5 separate regions of the Homo sapiens genome follow, and all the other regions are linked to region 3. The links are chromatin contacts, found by Hi-C or POLR2A ChIA-PET in ENCODE. All regions are on one chromosome and are shown on one strand. Each heading gives the region's core, a stretch centred on a gene start or an enhancer-like site at or near the end of the contact. The rest is flanking DNA. Distances are from core to core; before and after follow the strand shown.

Evidence for each region. Hi-C counts contacts between places; a loop is a spot of excess contacts on that map. ChIA-PET counts read pairs that join two places held with the same protein, here RNA polymerase II (POLR2A). Pooled maps may share reads with other maps.
Region 1: a loop to region 3 is called in a map with no recorded cell type, with 6 times the contacts of the local background. The contact joins the enhancer-like site here to the promoter of KIFAP3 in region 3. A Hi-C loop is called at or near these places in 1 of 37 single-sample maps with no recorded cell type and 2 of 50 pooled maps. POLR2A ChIA-PET finds 5 or more read pairs at or near these places in 1 of 52 experiments (GM12878).
Region 2: a map of naive thymus-derived CD4-positive, alpha-beta T cell shows a loop between it and region 3 (11-fold over the local background). The contact joins the enhancer-like site here to the promoter of KIFAP3 in region 3. A Hi-C loop is called at or near these places in 1 of 168 maps with a recorded cell type or tissue (naive thymus-derived CD4-positive, alpha-beta T cell), 1 of 37 single-sample maps with no recorded cell type and 7 of 50 pooled maps.
Region 4: a map of CD8-positive, alpha-beta T cell shows a loop between it and region 3 (29-fold over the local background). The contact joins the promoter of DCAF6 here to the promoter of KIFAP3 in region 3. A Hi-C loop is called at or near these places in 2 of 168 maps with a recorded cell type or tissue (CD8-positive, alpha-beta T cell and naive thymus-derived CD4-positive, alpha-beta T cell), 1 of 37 single-sample maps with no recorded cell type and 11 of 50 pooled maps. POLR2A ChIA-PET finds 5 or more read pairs at or near these places in 1 of 52 experiments (GM12878).
Region 5: a map of naive thymus-derived CD4-positive, alpha-beta T cell shows a loop between it and region 3 (7-fold over the local background). The contact joins the promoter of POU2F1-DT here to the promoter of KIFAP3 in region 3. A Hi-C loop is called at or near these places in 1 of 168 maps with a recorded cell type or tissue (naive thymus-derived CD4-positive, alpha-beta T cell), 1 of 37 single-sample maps with no recorded cell type and 10 of 50 pooled maps. POLR2A ChIA-PET finds 5 or more read pairs at or near these places in 1 of 52 experiments (activated T-cell).

The regions. Positions count from the first base shown.
Region 1 is chr1:172,392,008-172,395,725 of GRCh38, forward strand. The region is part of intron 20 of DNM3 (dynamin 3); the gene reads left to right. It overlaps LOC102724528 (a long non-coding RNA gene), which reads right to left. Exons shown (of 3, transcript XR_001738294.3): 3 at 1,744-2,403. Among named protein-coding and RNA genes, the nearest start is that of C1orf105, 27 kb to the right of the region's middle. Within about 2 kb of position 2,249, at least 14 of the 41 ENCODE cell types and tissues checked have a DNase peak (open chromatin) inside an H3K27ac peak, as active enhancers do; they include GM12878, where a contact is called at or near this core.
Region 2 is chr1:172,179,897-172,183,282 of GRCh38, forward strand. All of the region lies in intron 14 of DNM3 (dynamin 3), which reads left to right. Among named protein-coding and RNA genes, the nearest start is that of DNM3OS, 37 kb to the left of the region's middle. RefSeq lists an enhancer at 1,250-1,299. Within about 2 kb of position 1,480, at least 25 of the 41 ENCODE cell types and tissues checked have a DNase peak (open chromatin) inside an H3K27ac peak, as active enhancers do.
Region 3 is chr1:170,072,847-170,076,641 of GRCh38, forward strand. KIFAP3 (kinesin associated protein 3) reads right to left here and starts at 1,849. Exons shown (of 20, transcript NM_014970.4): 1 at 1,590-1,849. The coding sequence starts at 1,621. RefSeq lists enhancers at 1,658-1,717, 1,778-2,077.
Region 4 is chr1:167,934,333-167,938,111 of GRCh38, forward strand. It overlaps DCAF6 (DDB1 and CUL4 associated factor 6), which reads left to right and starts at 2,351. Exons shown (of 22, transcript NM_001198956.2): 1 at 2,351-2,676. The coding sequence starts at 2,580. It overlaps MPC2 (mitochondrial pyruvate carrier 2), which reads right to left and starts at 2,740. Exons shown (of 6, transcript NM_001143674.4): 1 at 2,607-2,740; 2 at 1,401-1,566. The coding sequence starts at 1,509. RefSeq lists enhancers at 1,367-1,476, 1,927-2,236 and silencers at 1,647-1,816, 2,417-2,486, 2,517-2,756.
Region 5 is chr1:167,218,367-167,221,817 of GRCh38, forward strand. POU2F1-DT (POU2F1 divergent transcript) reads right to left here and starts at 2,170. Exons shown (of 1, transcript NR_185889.1): 1 at 1,465-2,170. POU2F1 (POU class 2 homeobox 1) reads left to right here and starts at 2,520. Exons shown (of 16, transcript NM_002697.4): 1 at 2,520-2,592. The coding sequence starts at 2,532. RefSeq lists an enhancer at 2,103-2,212 and silencers at 2,393-2,492, 2,843-2,992, 3,213-3,451.

The sequences.
Region 1 (3,718 bases), core at 999-3,498, 2.3 Mb after region 3:
CTTGCAATTGTACAGAAACCATGAGTGTTCTGCTTTTAAAAAATATATATTATTGTATCTTTCCATTCCAATATAAAAGGAGAGGAAGGAGAGAGGTGGTGGAGTCATTTTTGGCCCAGCTTTTCTCAGCTGCTCAAGCTGTTCTGGTTTATGTGCATGGAGCCTTTCAGTTAGGGAGCTGGAAATATTGCAAACTACATGCCTGTTTTAATTAATTCCACTTGAACTAGAGAAGCATCTCTATCCCAAAGAGATTCACTAGTATGTATGCTTCTGTCATTGGTAACTTGAGTATACACAAATCAGTGATTTGTGGAACATTTTCTATTGCCAGAATATCTGGATTGTCACCTCCCCTCTCACCTCCACTCAACTTCTCTGAAGGGGCTAAATGCTGTTTGAAAATCCAATCCAGTGTGTATTTATTTACTTAACAAGATGATCTTAAACAGACATCACCACCTCTTTAGGGTTCCTATTCTCTTAATTGAAGATCCTGATCTTCATCAGACATTAACTTTAGAGCTGATGTAACTATTTTCAGATATAGCTTCTTAAAATTAGTTAATTGGGAATCACAGTCTTTGACATTAACGGAACAAATTCACTGAATCCGAGTGTGTTTTTCCTGGCAATAATGAACTCTGGCATTATTTCACTCATTTGTCTTCTTCCCTTTCCTTGGACTAAGCTATTTTGCAATAGTCAAAAGGGGATAAGGGTGGGAGGAAGGGTCTCCAACCAAGCAAGAAGAAACTTTTTTTTTTAACCTCATCACTCAATATTCAAGTACTTTTTTTGACCACCCTTGTTCACCAAGTATGATGGTTTCTCTTTAAAAAGACAAAACTGAATCATTCGAAAGGATTTGGGTTTTACTCCAGCTCATCAAAATGACATAAACACAATATGGAAACCAAGAAATGCTCCCTTGAAGGAGTCTCTGGTGAGCCCCTTAGTGAAGCTGATGTCCCACCCTGCAAGGGCAGTCCCAGAGTAGCATCAAGATTATTCCAGAGTGTCTCACTCATGCCCATCCCATGACTTAGGTGGCTTCCTTGACTTATGTGGCACACTTTAAGAGTTTCATTGTAATCCCACATTTTCAGTAATTTATTACAAATCGACCATGCCAAAAGATTTATTAATCCTTCTACATAGGCAATCAATGCATGCATATTCTTTTCTTTACAAAGACAAAAGCCATTTAATCCTCCTTATAATTTAGTTTAATTCTGTTTCAAATGTTTGACCTTGATGGCCTGCAGTGCTCTATCTCTTTTATGTATTTTACATATTGTTATAACTGACAATTAATATAAAGTCCCTTTCACTTAGGGATACGATCTCCTTGTTTCGGTTTTGTAGCCAGTCCCCCAAATTTTGCATGAGGACAAATTCACGATTCTTATGAGTGTGTCTTTGAATCCCTTACGTCAAGGTTTGGTGCCATGAAGGATGAAGCTGCTGAGCCCTGAAGTCGTGGGCTAAGGGTACACGGACAATTAAGCAACTTAAGTGACTAGCCTGTGTCTGATTCCCCTGCAGTCATGTACTGAAAACCTCCTGACTTACTGTCTTTTCAACAGCCCTCTAAAAGTCTGACTTCTTTTAGCAGCTGAATGTCATTTGGACAAATGAGGAACTCATCTTGTGACCTCTGATGTCAGCCAGGAGCTTTCTATTTTTCTCACCATCCTCCCCCTTTAAAAAACAAATACATAAATTTATCATTGGGCATTGTGATTTTTCATGGAACAGTTTTTATTTTTAGCAACTGGCTTTCAAAGCAAGGAAAGATGTTTTTTTAAGCATAATTACTAAGAATAGAAACAACTTTGAGGTGTTCTTTTTGATTCTTAATATTTAAGGTGTCTCATGACATTTGAAGTCTCTAAATGTCATTAATCATTTGTTGCAGGTTTAATATGAGTTGTCATGATGCTTAATATACTTTAATGAAAATAGAATTTTGGCCACATGCTGTTCATTAAAGAAAATATCCAATTTAATATAAGTCCCTCAATTAAAAATCCCATCAAAAGCCTTGTTCCAATTTCACCATGATTCTGGCTATAACACAATTATTTCATTGGAGTGAATCAATGGTTAATGTCAAAGTTTTTAATTCTTCAAGTCTTGGTTTCAATCTGGTTTAAGTGAAAGTAAAATTAGTTTGGTGGTTTCCTTCTTGAGTCTTGCAAACTTGAGTCTACCTTACACAAACATCTCCATCCTGCCACGGTTCGGATGACTGGCAGTCTGTTTAGGCGAGGCCCAGAAACAGAAAGCAAGTCTTGTGAAAGTCAGAATCTGGGAGCTTTGCAGATGCGTCAAGGTAGCCTTCAGATTGCCTCTCTGTTTTCAATGTGTCCCCTATCTCACTCTTCCAAACATCCTATGCTGTAAGAGGGTAAAAGGAAAAGGAAAATAAGAAAGGATCTACATAAGGCAAAGTACAAGTAACATAAATGCAGACAGCAGCAGTAAATATAACAATATGCTGCTGTTAGCCCAGTGGTAACTGGCATTAAGCTAACCAAACACAACTGCTTCCACATCCCATGACAAATAATAGCAAATAGCTCTGTCATTGTTCTCTTTGGGGCTCTAAATTGTTGAAGCTTCAGCCATTGCAGGGAAAGCCTTCCTGAGTTTCAGGGGACCAAGCCCTGCCCTGAGTTTCACCTGACTGATAGAGGAAAACAGCCAAGACAGGAGTCTGGCAGAGAAGCCACTGGCCAGTGAAAAATGCACAGTAGAGGATTATTATTCTTCCTGCAACCAGTCAGTAGCAAATTGTCACCAGTTGGAATCTGCTGAATATTCCTATATACAAGTTAATGTTAGCTCAAAGAAAGGGGGGTTTAAAAAAAAAAGTTTTGCCCAGTGTAAGCAGATACAGATTTGTAGATGACACACAAGCTAGTACTTCTATTTCATCACTGCACTTCGTTGTTTCCCTCACTTGTAAGAAAAGAATGATTTTTACAGGGAAACCTTCACATTCAGACAGTTCTTGTTATTTCTTGTTTTAACGACGTCAACGATTCATGGCATGACATTGCTCATAGCTCTTTCACCTCTAAATTTTATCCAAGCAACAAATTAGAAGAAAGGACTGCTGGGGAACTTCTTCCTTCTTTCTGTGAAAGATCAGAAGCAATTTTTTTTTTTTTTTTTTTGAGGCGGAGTCTCTATCACCCAGGCTGGAGTGCAGTGGCGTGGTCTCGGCTCACTGCAACCCCTGCCTCCTGGCTTCAAGCGATTCTCCTGCCTCAGCCTCCTGAGTAGCTGGGATTACAGGCGTGCACCACCACATCCAGCTAATTTTTGTATTTTGAGTAGAGATAGGGTTTCACCATGTTGCCCAGGTTGGTCTCAAACTCCTGACCTCAGGTGATCCACCCACCACAGCCTCCCAGAGTGCTGGGATTACAGCCATGAGCCACCACACCAGGCCTAGAAGCAAAATTTAAATAACGTTTACTAGAGTTGCTTTAGCCAATAAGAGCCAGGAAATTAAAAATGAAAATGTAAATGCTTCATCTTTCACTCAGAAACATGCCTTAAATGCCTACCTCCAGCAATGTAAGAAAAACATTGAGGATTTAGCTGAGAGTTTGATGGCTTTTGCTTGCCTGTCATAACTTCATTGCTGCTCAAAGGGAGAATTTTAAAACACTCGACATTGAAATCCTTTAGCTTACCATTGCCA
Region 2 (3,386 bases), core at 230-2,729, 2.1 Mb after region 3:
CAGGGATTAGACGACTAGAACCCTACCATTAGTAGATAATAAGCTCAGGTGGTGAAAATCAATTAGCTTCAGTAAAGCCTAATTGTATCTGTAAATATGTTACAAATATCATACCGTGTCTCTGAGTTCTGAGTCAAATTTGCAGTGTTTTTGAAGCAGCATTGCCTTCTGTTACCTGGCTGCTCTTGTATAGTTTAGCATGAATGCATGGCAGTTTGCCCTGTAGGAACAAATCTAGTCTATGTGGATATACTATCATGATTCAGTTAGGTCTCAAGATCAGTAAATTAATTTATGTAAAGAATAAGATACTATGTATTTCGGTTTTTCAATACAGAACCATGAGTAGGAGAGTTTGTATGTTTACTGCATGCTAACCAACACTTGTTTGTTCTTTATGGTTTACCAATTTCACTCGTTAGATCCTGACTTTTACCCTGTATCGTAGATAGGGCTGAGATTATGCACCTCATTTTACTCACAAGGAAACTAAAGCCAAAGAACAGTGTGTGATTTTCTCAGTAGCCTTCAAATATATTGGCCTAGAAAATATTCTGATAGATAAATAGTCTAAGGACAAGTGGATTCATTGTAATATCTGCAATGCATTTTATTTCTTATATAATTAAGAGCTTACTGCTAGAATACAGTGTGATTTAGGTAAAACTTCTCAACATATAGCATACTTGAGGGAAAACAGAAGATCATAAAAAGTTTCCTTCTTTTATTGCAGGAATAGCATATGATTTATTTGAAGCCTAATTATTTTCCAGAGGAATGCTCTACATGTTTCCAATAGCTGTTTTGTGTTTCTGTAGAGGGTTAGAGGAGAAGCTGCCAGTTTCCTCCCAATACTGATGTTGCAAATCTCAGAACTTTAATCTGGAACACTCTCCTCTGTTATGTATATGTATGAAAATTTGCCCTACCTATTACCTTACTTTGGCATGTGGCATTTACTTGTGAAAAATGTCACAATATCTAATAGTTTATTTCCTACTCATGGATATAAGGCAAAATAACATTAAACAAGAATAAATATCTGTTTACCAACATTTAAATGATAGTTCTTTTGTTGTCAACTGGCAAGTACGGAGCACTTACCAAGTGCCGCCACTCCGCTGGGCTCTGGGGAACACAGCTCTTCCTTAGCTGAGCTCATAATCTGGACTGTGAGGCCTACACATCAGGGCAGAAAGCTTCTAGTTTCACTTTTCATATAGTAATTTTGAAAGCATAAGAGGCTTTGCAAAACATCTTTTAAAATAAAGATGCTTCTCCACCATCTCTAAGATAAGTTGGTTCTTTTTGGCAAAGGTGATTTTAATTGTTAGTACATTTCCAAGACAAGAAATGCAATCTGTTGACACGCCCTTCAAAATAATCAGATGAAAACAAGGAACACAAATATGTCCAGCCCTGAACTCTTCATTTTTCCTCTTGATGAATCCTTTCTTATGCTTTAAAACACTTGAGTTTACACACACACACACACACACACACACACACACACACACATATTTCTGGTAGGCGTGGAGATATATATCTATATATATCTTGCTATTAGGGCAATTCCCTGAAAGATTACACTACCTTCTTTATGCATAACGTCAATGCCTGATATTAAACAGAAACGAACTATGTGACTATGCTTTCCTTTTTAAATATGTGAACGTATTTCTCTACAGAGTTGTTTTGTAGCCGTATTGCTACTAAACTGGTGCCCAGCTCCAGGCCTGCAGACTGCTGACACACAATTAATCTCACAAATTTATGAATGCCAAAGCATGGAGCAAAATGAAAACAACTGGGGGAATGTTTAAGGGAAATAATTGGACTGTATCCAGATGTGCATGTGTAAAACATCACCACTTAACTCCTCCCCCATATCCTGTCTGAAGACAGGGTTTTTTTTTTTTTTTTTGAAAATAAACTGGGGTTATTTGAAAGAAGTTGTGGTCTCTGACTAAAACTGAATAAGCAAGGCCAGGCTGGCCATAATTCTGTGTGTTCTTGTATTTTTGTTTCTTAATTAACTCATTAGGTGCTGATGAATCAATCTGCCTCATGTCTGTTTTTGGTGGGTGTTGCCACAACTTTATGAACTCTATTTAAAGATAATATGTAAGGGGTTTCAAGACTGATAGTCGATTTCTTTGAGTTTTTGGTTATAACGAACTGGAACTTTTTACTATTAGAAATAGGCAACATTATTGTAGTGTGAAGGTCATCAAGCTGGGACGTGAAGTCTGGTCAAGAGGAAAAAAATGTGACAACATTTTATAGTTTTTTTTTTTTTAACAGTCTGTCCAAGATCAGTTAGGGGAAACAAACAAACAAAAAAACGATTTCTCTAAGATGCTTAACTCACTAGATAAAGCATAAAAATGGAGATAATAATGTTGAGTTTGTGTGCATGAAATTAATTTAGGATCTGGCATCACTGGGATATGAGAAGCTAGAGGACAGGGTGCTCTGAAGAAATATTTTGCAGGTTGATGTCTAACCATCATTACATACCTTAAATGGTACTAGAGATGAAGTAATAAAACACACTTTTTCCCTCAAATGCAAATATTTCCTCAAAAACAAGATAACCAAGTCCAGCAATAAATCCAACTCATTTCAATAAAATGTTCTCCACAGACTTGCTTTTCTCCTACTCTGTTTAAGGACAAAAATAAAGATGAAATGAATTGCAATGAACCTGCTCAGAGGTACTCACTAAAGTGGAGCATAGAGAGGCCTTCTGCTCTGCATGCCCCTCCCTCTATCTGCATTGTCCTCAGAGACTGCCTGAAAATTCAAATTCTGGGCCTCATTAGGCACAGAGTCCTAAGATTGTGTTTCTGTTTTTATTCAAAGAGAGAAAACAAAAGTAGAAAAAGTTGAATACCCAATCTTTTATACCATTGCAGGAAGGCTTAAGGACCCCAATCGTCAGTTTTCCTGCAATTGGTGACTTCAATATGAGAATAGTATCAGCACTTTATTTTGAGAGTAAGTATTGATAATGTAGTATCATTCCAATTGTGCAGGTAATTATTTAAAGTCCAATTTTAATAATCATGACAACTGAGTATAGTTTCTATCAAAAAAAATTTCTTAGTTCCTTTACCAAGAACTGGTAAAAAGGCAACTTTTTAACTAAAGGGAGCTAGGTACAGAAAGGCACTGTCCTGTCCCAGACGCCAAAAGTTTAGTGGGAAGTGATGGCCATAGAGAGGGAAAGGGGATGAGAAGATCACTGGTTTCAGTATTAATACAGATATGCACATACAGCACCATCTCTAGATCATGCCTGTTATTCTCCATATCGTCTCCACATACTACCCAATAGAGATATATTTTATTTAGCCAGTTTTGGTTTCAAACACAAATAATTT
Region 3 (3,795 bases), core at 599-3,098:
ATTTATAGTAAAAATTAGATGAAATTGAGAAATGTATTTTTCAACCTTTTCAGACTCTAATCTCATTTTACTTCAAACATTACATTGACTGGCTTGGTTTTAATTTTGGAACTCTAGATAGTATGTATTTAAAAGCAAACAATAGGTTGAGAATTATAAGTCACAGTATGCCTCAGTGTCCATACTGGTACGATAATGTTAAGAAAAACTACCTCTGACACAAATATATTACATGAAAATCAGCTAATGGTATAACAGCGGCTCTTTGTTCCAGAACAATTTTGAATTTAAAGTTAAAAGGCAATTTATTTTCTTCTGTCACAAAATTTTTAACCAAGGTATTTTAAAAACCAACGTTAAGTAAAATTCAGTGAGGAAATAAACACTGATGTAGGCTTATATATTCATTTAAAAATTTTTACTGACAAAGTCTGGCTATTTGCCAGTTTCAGATATATTTACATAAAATAAAAAAGACAGTCAATATATGCCTGTCTTGCCAGGACAATAGAGTTGATTTATTTATTATACAATTGTTTGAATCCCTTCTATGAGTCTACTAACACTTGGAAGATCTTTCTGTGATGATGAGAGCTCAGCCAAGCCAGAATAAAAATATTCACTGCAAGTGTATTATGACTTGAAATAATACCACCACCTTACATTCATGTTTCATTTTTTAAAAGTATTTCATCTTTCGTCCTTGTATCTCTCAGAAGGTAACGCCTGTCCCATTTTCAGATGAGGAAACCGTGCCCAAAGGAATACATGCGACTTTTCCAGGGTATTTACTGAATCAGTACTGAATTAAAATTTTTTTCTATTGGATCACTGCTTACTCTTGGTTCAGTGGGAGGTATCTTTTTTTTTTTCCAAATCAGGAATGATCTGAGTATTTGCCAGCACCCAAATAATCCCAACAGACTACAATTTTTTTGAGTAACTGATACTATATTTAAAAGAAATTATGGCCTATTTTATTGTCATCAAACTTCTGAACAAACCTCTTAATAATTACTAAATGTCCTACAAAAATTATGTTGTATACATGGGAGTCAAATGGATGACATGGATGCGGAAAGCAGAAAGAGACTGGAAATCAACATCTCAATTCAGCCTTCCAAAAAGTAGAATCCACCACTTCTTTCCCCTTCATCATTTCAAAAGCCCATGGCAATGAACCCCAAACTGAGGCCTGAGGGCGGATGCACCAGACTTTATTCCCAGGCTCTCATGGGATTTATCTATTATGGGAAAATGGAGAGTCTGGGAAGAGGCGAAAAAAAAAACAAAAGACGCGGTTTACCTTGCCCTACCTCCCTCTCCCCCTGGAATAAGGTGATGTAGCGAAGAAACCATCTTTCAATGCTGTCAGGGCTCCGCCGAGTCAGGTCAAAGGACTTTGAAACCCCCCCAGAGCTCTCCTTTTTTCTCCACTTCACCTTTTCCCTCTCCTTTCGGTGACTTCTCTCCCTGCTTCCCATCCCGTCTGCTAAACTAGCGTTGCCCAGTGACATCTCACAGCCAACCCAAGAACATCTTCAGGGCCCTGGCAAGGAGGGTAGGACAGAGCCTTGGGGAGTCGTCACCTTTTGAGGTATCTGGCGTCCTCCCCTTGCATGGCGGCAGCGGCAGCGGCGTGGAGAGGATGGGGTATCTTGAGAGGCAGGCGCGGTTATTTCCGGGGACGGTGGCCAAAGTACCCTCACACCCAGAGGCGATGACAGTCCTGAGGCCTGCAAGGCGGGGCAGCAGCGGCGCTGTGGTTACCACGGTGAAGCCTCCAGCTCCTCCCACAGCTTCTGTGCCCCAAAACACTGGAGCGGCCCAGACCCGCCCAGAGTCGCCTAAGCCGGGCCGTCACGACGCATGCGCTTGCTCTGCACCTCTTGTATGCGCAGGCTCAGTCTGAGGCGGTGGCCTCAGAGTTTGACGCACCGGGGAGCCGAGCAGGGAAGTTTTGGTGCAGTTTTGAGCGTCCGTGTATAAGGAGTGGCTCCGTAGTCACCGCCCCCTTGAGGATGGGAATAGAAAGGGCTGTCAGGTCAGCTTGAAAGGAGAGAGGGGAATCCGATAACCTTTTAGTTAGCGAATGCTATACAGCAGTCCAGCTAATAAGGGAGGTTTCTATTTGGGGGCCTGAATGGCCCTGATTGCACTTACAAGCTCTAACTTATGGAGATAATCTGACCGTTGTACAAAATGGATATAACTTTGAAGGCGGCAAGTCTGTCACTTTGATGTCTTAAATCTAGAATACACCTCCCCCAACCAAAACAAACAAACAAACAAACAAACAACAGCAACAAAAAACAGTTCCTGAAATTCCAACTCCACCAATTATCCTGAACTCAAGGTATGTTTAGAATTGCTTCTTCTGAGGCAGGCAATTGTTAGCAGTGCAGGGCATAGGAAAGAAGGGTTCTTTTTTAACTGCATGTTCTCTGGTTTAAGATCTATTCCCATGGGTTCAGCTATTATGTCTATGCAAATGATATAGGTTCATTTATTTGGTAAATGTGAATTGAGGGCTGGCTGTGTGCCAAACACCAAACCAGGCTCTAGGGATGCAAAGAAAGCACCTCTACTCCCCCTGCTCACCTATAATCTTGTCACTTATTCACTGTCTTCTAGTCCTGTTTTCCCAGTTGCTTTGAGACGTGCACGTAGTTGCTCTGCTGCTTTTTTCAAATGTAGTACATTGATGCAATTATTGATTATCCGTTATGTGTAAAACACCATGTTAAGGCACTGCATGGTATATTAAATATAGAAATACAGTCCTTACCCAACAAAATATATTTTTATCTTCCCACCCATTCACACCAGCTACACTATTTCTGTAGATGTTATAGTCATTCTTTCATTCTGAAAGGGAAGAAAATTTGCAGCTAATTTTGACTCCTTCCTCTGTATCATGCCCTCTTACTAAAGTGTTACAAAATTCTATCTTTTCTTCCTTCAAGATATTCAGGTAGTCCAGTTTTTTTCTACATTCTTACTTCTACCAATAGTCTAATCACTTTATACCTAGAGTACTGCAATTCCTTCCTCATTGGACTTCCTATTTTTTGTTTTTCTAAATATTAATTCTGCAAACTAATGTAAAATTTTACAAATTATCATTTATAACACCTTTAATGGTAATATAGCAGGCTAGATTACTTTAAAATCTTCACAATACGTAAAATTGGAAGACCAAAATATACATTAAAATGCATAGATAATATAACAAGGATTTTTGGAATGTAAGTTAGCTCCTTGAGCTCAGAGAACTTATTTCGTTCACTTTTGCATTCAGCCCATAGTTGTCACTGAATAAAAATTTTGGTGTTGAAAAAATGCAAACCTGAGCTTGAAAAAACAATAGCAACAACAACAACAAAAAAACCTAAAGAAAATGCCCAGAGGCCAGAAAGAAAGAGAGAGCTGGAAACCAGAGCAATAAATAGATAGCTGAAACTGGGACTGAACTAGATAAACTGTCTGTCTGTGGCAGGAAAAGTACAAGATGAGCCTGGAACATTTTATGCTTGACAGTAAGGACATAGTCAGAGACTAAGAAGATAAGATTATGTAAAAAGGACACTGGTGAATTTGAGGCAATTTGGGAATCAAATGGAATTACTGGGATTGATTTAAGACATTAAATAAATAAAAAAAAGAAATCCATAATGATACTCAACAACATAGAAAAACAGGGAAAAAAGAACCCCACTTCCACTGGAGGCAACTACTGCATCAGATCTTTACTCTGAAAGCTGGTAATTAAAAGAAAGAAGGATTTAATCTAAT
Region 4 (3,779 bases), core at 1,101-3,600, 2.1 Mb before region 3:
AGGGTTGACTTCACATTCAGTTGACTCTGTAAAGCCCAGATTATTACAAAAAGCATAGCTCAACCCTCCTTCCCGAAAATCTTTGCCACAAAACACAGCATAATTCCAAAAAAATTGAATGTTAAAAGAACTAAAAGGCAAATAAACAAAAACTTTTTAAATCAGTAACAAACTGTCCTTAATGATCAGTTTTATAATGGGTTCAATGTTGCAGTAAATAATATTAAGGGTTAGAGTATAATCCAGATGTTCAATTCATTCCATTATCAAACTGGAAATCAGATTTAGTAACCAGTTCAGACTCCAGAGAGCTGGTTCATAATCAGATAATGGGGGAACTAGACAACTTTCCTAATGATACCAACTACAGAATACAGATTTTAACTATGTAGGAGAATAAAAGCCACTTTTCGGGTAGCACTTCAGTCTTTCAATTTACAACACATTTTCTAGTTTGCCAAGTCTTAGGCTTGAAACAGACCTCAGAATATATCTGATGTTAGCCCCTAGCAAATAAGTATTATTACAACTCACTTTATAGAAGAGGTAACAGAATTCTAGATCTTTAATAAAGGGATTGGAATCTTTCAGTTTCTTACAGTTTTTTTTTTCAACCACAAGAACACAGTTTTCCAGTAGGCAAAGAGAGATGTAACGTTTACTGAGCATTTACAAAGAGTCAAGCACATATGTTATCTGTCATTCTCATAGACCGCGTATTACACAAACAGAGATCTAGGCTTTTGCTCAAGGTCACAACTATAAGTGGTAGAAGAGAATGATATCCAGGTCTGTCCACACAAAAAGCTCTGGGTAGAGCTTGTTCAACAATTTCATAAATAAGGATAGACTTAAAAAAACACACTGGACCTATGGGATGAGAAATGACACTGACTCAAGCCTGGATGAAGTAAAGCATGCAGTTTGGGGGAGGGCTCAGTCTGCAGGCCTCTGCCAGCAGCAGCTGAAGAAAGTGACCTTTACTCCAAACCCTACAGTGCGACAAACCACCCATCCAGCTCTGCCTAGAGTGGGTTAATATGCCACAATTCGAAAAGAGAAAGAGAATGAGTGTTTCATGGTGGCCCCAGACAGTTTGGTGGCCGCAGAAGTTGAGAAGGCTCAAATCTGGAGATCAGGTTTGGGTTGGAGTCGTGCGTAAGGGAGCGGATGTCACATAGGTGGGGAAGGGAGCTGACTTGAGATACGTTGGCTTAGGAAGAGATGTTGCAGGAGAGAGGGTGAAATGCACAGGCTAGGAGAGTAGACGGCTTCACTTGAAGGGAAGGGATTGGGGCTGTGGATGCCTCTAGAGGCAGTTGTCAGAGGGCCTCTAAAAGGTCCATTTTAGAGGAAGCGAGAAGGAAGGTCTCGATAAGGAGCCATTCAGGGTCCATTACCTGCTGGATGGTTGTACAACGGCCTCAATTTCTCGGGCAGCATCAGCTCCACTTTATCGAGGAGCCGGTGGTAGGTGGCCCGCAGGCCTCGGGCACCGGCGGCCGACATCGCCGCCGAGGGATCGTTGGCAGCCGGGTGGGAGCGTGGCTGTGTTCTCGTCCCTGGCTGACAACGAAGGGGAGCTAGTCACTTTTCCTGCCACGACGACTCGCGTCCGCCTCTCGCCTGGAGTACCCTTCCCGCGGCTTTCCCTGCCCGCTGTGAACCGAAAAGCTGCGGCCCGCGCCCCGCGAAGGTTGAGGGGGCGGAGGCTGCCGACTGCCAGCCCCCGGTCCGCCTCCGGCCCCCGGCAGGAGAGAGGGAGGAGCCATGGCAACAGGTGCCAAAATAATCACCTCACCAAGTCTGCGCTGCGCCCTGCTGGCAGCGCGCTTGCGCAGGCCGAGCTGCCCGCCATGATTGGCCCGCCCCGAGGCGCGGGCGGGGTCGAGCGGAAACCTCCTCCTTCTCCCCATGCCCTCGAGGCCATGTTGGAGAAGGGAAAGTGAAGCTGCGCTGGTTCTACTGCCCTTTCACTTTGATTAAGCAGGCCCGTAGTTAAAATGGGTTTTTGGGCCTTCAGTGCCTAAAGATGATGCCGCACAATTCTCTTGCTTCTTTTCACTGGAGACTCGTGAGCGAGAGACTACAGAATTGAGTAGCTTCTCTCTCTACTCGTCTTTTATCCCTAGCGACTTAAGGATCTGGTTAGAGTGGCCCGAATGCATTCTTCCAGGGTGAGGGCAGCCGCAGCACACACCAGCCTCAGTCCCCAGGGTGGTCGTCATCTCGCGAGAAAGGGTTGGCGGGGAGGGTATCCAGGACGAGGAGAGGGAGGAGTCGCCATCGCCTCCGCCTCCGCCTCCTCCTGTTGGAGGGGGGCTGAGGGAGGAGACTGTTGCTGATCTTTGGATGTTCTGGTTAGTCTAAGAAGGAGAGTATGAGGCGAGCTCCGGCCCGGGTGCGGCCGGGCTTCAGGGGCCCAGGCGCCGCTGCTGCCACCGCCATCTAACGCTGCGCCCTGGAGGCCCGGCGCGCGGATGGTGCCGGTGCGGCTCGGGTGTTGAAACGGGTGTCCCCTCCCCCTCCTCCCCTCCCCCACGCGGTGGTCTCCCCTCCCACCCGGCTCAGGCAGAGCCATGTCTCGGGGTGGCTCCTACCCACACCTGTTGTGGGACGTGAGGAAAAGGTCCCTCGGGCTGGAGGACCCGTCCCGGCTGCGGAGTCGCTACCTGGGTGAGCGGGGGCCCCGGGGCGGAGGCGCTGAGGTCGCCGCCTAGAGTGGGGGAGGGGGCACGCTGCCGGGTCTGTTGGAGGTGGGACGGCGTCTCGGTGGGGGCGCCCGGAGACTCTGGGGTGTTGGGTGGGGCCTTGGTTGCCGAATTCCGTGCCGGTGCCTCCCCCAGTCAAGCCCCCTGTGCATGCTGCCAGCCGCCGCCCTTGCTGGGTTTTTCTCGGAGGGCCGGGCCGTGGGCAGAAGGTACTGGCTTGTAAAGGTGTTGGGGTCGCTGATGGGTTGGGACTCGGGAGACTTGCGGAACCTCCAGGAGCTGCCGCGTTTAGAGCAAAAGTTAGCTCTTTTGCTCTTTTCCAGCGCGCTTTCCCCGCTCAGCCGAAGAACCTAAGTTGTTGCCCACCCTCTCCTTCAATCTCCAGAGGGTTTAGGTGTCGGCTGCGACGCGTTGACCACCCTCAGGGACTTCACGCTCCAGACAGAATCCGTGTAAACTGTTTTTGCGGCGCTGAGCCAAAACCTAAAAGTGATAGCTGAGCTCTCCCCACCCCCGCGCGCTCTCCCAGTTCCACTCTGCTCTTCAGTTCGTTTTGACCGCTTAAAGGTGGTGTAGGGTTTCACGTTCCTCTTCCCACCCCTGGAAAACACACTTGGCATTTACAGTTTCGTAGTTAAGCTTTCTAAAAACAACCTTCAGTACTTGGGGGAACAGTATTCCACTTTTTTCGTTTTGCATAACATTTTTTTTTTGAGGATTCTAGGTCACGCCCGAGTCAACTAAAAAGTTTGGTTTCTTAAAAATGGACGTACTTAGTAAAGGTCTTTTTTGTTTCTTCCTGTATACTCTTCATTACTCTTTCTTTCTATTTGGAGATACGGCAAACAACATCATAAAATTTTTTTCTTTCCAGTTTTGCCACTTGCTAGTTAAAAAGTGTTTGTTGCTCTCATTTGTTTTTGATTTCAAGTAAAGAGAAGAAAATGAAATCTCATTACAACCAACAGTTCTGGTTTGTAAATTATTTAAGAAAAGTTAGCATGCAATTTTTTAATTCTTTTTAGTGTCTCAAGTAAAATACGAATACATTTTGTTTATAAAAACTCA
Region 5 (3,451 bases), core at 920-3,419, 2.9 Mb before region 3:
ACATGTACCTCCAAGATTTTGCCTGACCCAAAGCAAATAACTTAGTGTAGTGGTTAAGAGTACGGTCCCTTGCCTGTGTTTGAATTTTAGCTCTAACACTTAATAGTGGTGTGACACTGGGCAAGTTACTTGACATCTCTATGCCTCAATCTTCCCATCCTAGATAACTGGGATAAAGAGTTTCTACCTCCCAGGGTATTGTAAGGGTTTTTTTTTTTCTTTTTTAAAGTGATATATGTGAGTTTGCTGAGGTTAAAGTAGTGTCTTACACATTTTCCTATCTTTAGCACCTAGTAAGTTCATGAGAATGCAGATGTTTACAATTTTTTATTGAATAAATGACATTAATTTTACAAATAATCCTAACATACATAACTGTATATTCACTATTTTTCTTCAACAAATATGAACACCTACTATGCCCAGGCATTGTGCTAGGCACTGGGGACAGCTGGAAACATAAATAACTCATTAGGAGGAAAATGAAACTTTGATACAGTCTATTTTAAGCTATTTTTGTTCTCACAGAACTATCCTTCCTTAAATAAAAATCCTTTCCATGAAAATTTCCTTTTATAGAAGTGAAACAGTAAAGAATGCATAACACATACACTAGCTTCAATGACTTTCCGAAGGTCATATTAATATACTTTTTGAACCAAAGAGCAAAACTAGGATTAAATAGAAGACAGGAAATTAAATGAGGGTATTTGAGCTCTTTTTCTTAATGGAGATGATTTCAAATTTGTGGTCCCCAGAGCAGGGGCATGTACTTAACTATTTCCAATAAGGTTGTCAATTCTGAGACTTCCCTTACAGTAATGCTGGTGAAAATAACTTAGGCCATATTTCCAGATTAACTAGTTAAATATTTCATTTCCTTAAGTGTGCTGGTTGGCGTGGCTCTAAATAATTAGATTACAGGGCGGTCTAATTATTTGGTTCAAACAGTCATGCACACACCCTAAGGCTTAATTACCACGAACAAATCAATCCCACCCCCAAATCGTTGCCTGTCACTGACAATAGCTTTAACTGTACTTGCACAGTTAAAGGAGTCCAACGAGCATTCTAGGACTGATGATTAAAACTTTACCCATTAAAATAATTGCACTCACTTGGAAATCAGTTTTGTTTTTAATTGTAGAACCAGCAGTTCTACCCAATTTAAACTTCAGTCATATCTCTCAAGACAGATTAACTAGAGCTGATTTTTTTTAAACTTTGCTTACCATGAAATACACCTTTCTATTCTTAAAAAACAAACAAACAAACAAAAATAGGGCTTTAAAAATTCGTAAAATAATTAGACCTGGGACTTTGTCCAGGGAATTTCGCCATTTAAGATAAAGAAAACTCAGCAACATTATGTCTAGTTACCAAGAAAGATATGTGCAACGCGAAACCTTTCCCCAATACCATATTTACTCTGAGAAACACAGCAAAATAAAATTCACGATGAAGTTACGATTTCGACATTTTTATTAGTCATCAGCTTACTGCTAGGTTTTAAAAGGTGTTCCAAGGCGGGAAGAAGGCGCGGGGGGAAGCCTCAGAATATGGGGTCTGTTTCGATTGGGGGGAGCGGCGTTAGAGGGGCGTGAAGGCAGAAAGGAAGGGTAGGGCGGAAATTAGCGACTTAATAAGACGCCTAGCTCCCGAGGAAGCCAGCCTGGCGTTAGAAGCAAGTAGAGCAGAAGAGATTTAGGGCTAATTAAAACAATCACACGACACTCCCCCTCGCGTTTGCCGGGGCCGGGTCTCCTGCACTAGCAGAGCCGGGGGCGGGGATTAGCTCGGATTCAAATTTAAAGCGGGAGGCCCGCGTGTGGCTCAGCAGGTGCCTCATGCCCGGCTCCCGTGGCGGTCGTTTCCGCCCCTACCTGCCCAGAGGGCCGGAAATTACCTAGCGAGGAGCGGCTTATCCATTGTTGCCAATGTTTCAACTGCGCGGAAACCCTGAAGAAAGTGCGGAGCACAGGGCACGCGGGCCGCTCACTGCCCTTCCACGCGCCCCCACGTTTCTGGCCGCTGCGCTCCTTGCCGTGCTTTTACAATGCCACAGGCCACTGGGGGAGACCGGAGCGAAGCCAGGAGGGAAGCAAGGCGGGAGGAAAAGGGAGAAGTGTAAGAAGACACAGGCGCCCGGGATACTATATAATCTGGTTCTGAGCTAGAGGGAGCGCATGCGCCGGCGACACTTCTGGCGGCAGGAGAAAGGCGCGCATGCGCAGAGCCGAGACGAAAAATGAAGCCACAGGGTGCCTGGCTGATTGAGGGCGCTGCTTTAGCTACCGAAGGGCCACAGCGCCCCGAAGGCGCGTGCGCAGAGCGCGGGAAGGGGGTGGAGCTCTTCTGAGGGGGCCGGGGCGAACAGAGCCGGCCTCGCGCGCCCCCTGGCGCGCGCCCGGGGAGAGGAAGGAGCGGGAGGGGGCGGAGAGGAGGGAGGAGGCAAGCAGGGCGGGAGGGGGGAGGGGAGCCAGAGCGAGGGAGGGTTTATCGACCGGGCGATTTTGGTTAAAATATTCAAAATGGCGGACGGAGGAGCAGCGAGTCAAGATGAGAGTTCAGCCGCGGCGGCAGCAGCAGCAGGTAATCATTACAGCATTTTACATATTCATATTCATACTCAACCCCGGCTCCCGCTGCCCCCCCCCGCGACTTAGCATAATTTATTAGTACTCAGGATTATTATAATTAACGGCGGGGAGATGGGGGGCCGGGGAGCATTGAGCCCCCGCCGGGCGCTGAGCGGAGGGGGAAAGAGGCTCGGAGCGGCCAGGCGGAGGGGGAAGACAAGGGGCAAAGGGGGCTGCGATCCACTGCCCTCCTCCTGCACCCGGCCCACCCCGCCGCCGCTCGCCGTCTGCCCGTCGGCACCGGCCCTCCTCCTCTGCCGGCCGCCGCTGCCGCCTCCTCGCCGCCGTGCCCGAACCCGAGCGGGTCCGCGGCGGGGCGGCGGGGCCGGGGCAGAGGGAGAGGACAATAAAGACATTTTACATATTCATAGCTGCTGGGCCGGCGGGGCGCAGTAGGGCGCGGGCGGGCGGCCGGGGCCGGGCGGGCGCGGGGTGGGGGGCGTGAAGGGGGATGGAGGCGGCGGCGAGCACAATGCCGGGGAGGCGGCGGGGCCGGAGCGGACCCCGGCGGCCGGACACCCGCACGCGTCTTCCCCCGGGAGCGGGCCCGGGCGGGGGGGCGCTGCCCGCCTTGGGGGGCGGCCCTCAGGGCAACCGGGGGTGCGCGCGGGGAGAGCTCCCTGCCCGCGCCCCGCGCGGGGCTGAGCCCGGGGGTCACGGCCCCAGGCACTTCGGCCTCGCCCCACTGGTCCCCAATGTGGTGGCCTGACCCAAGCCAGGCCTGCTCTCTAGGTGGGTAGGGGTGAGCGGTCGTGGGCGCTGCGAGGTGGCCTGGGGCGGCGGGGGTGGGGAACCCGCGCAGGGGTCTGCGT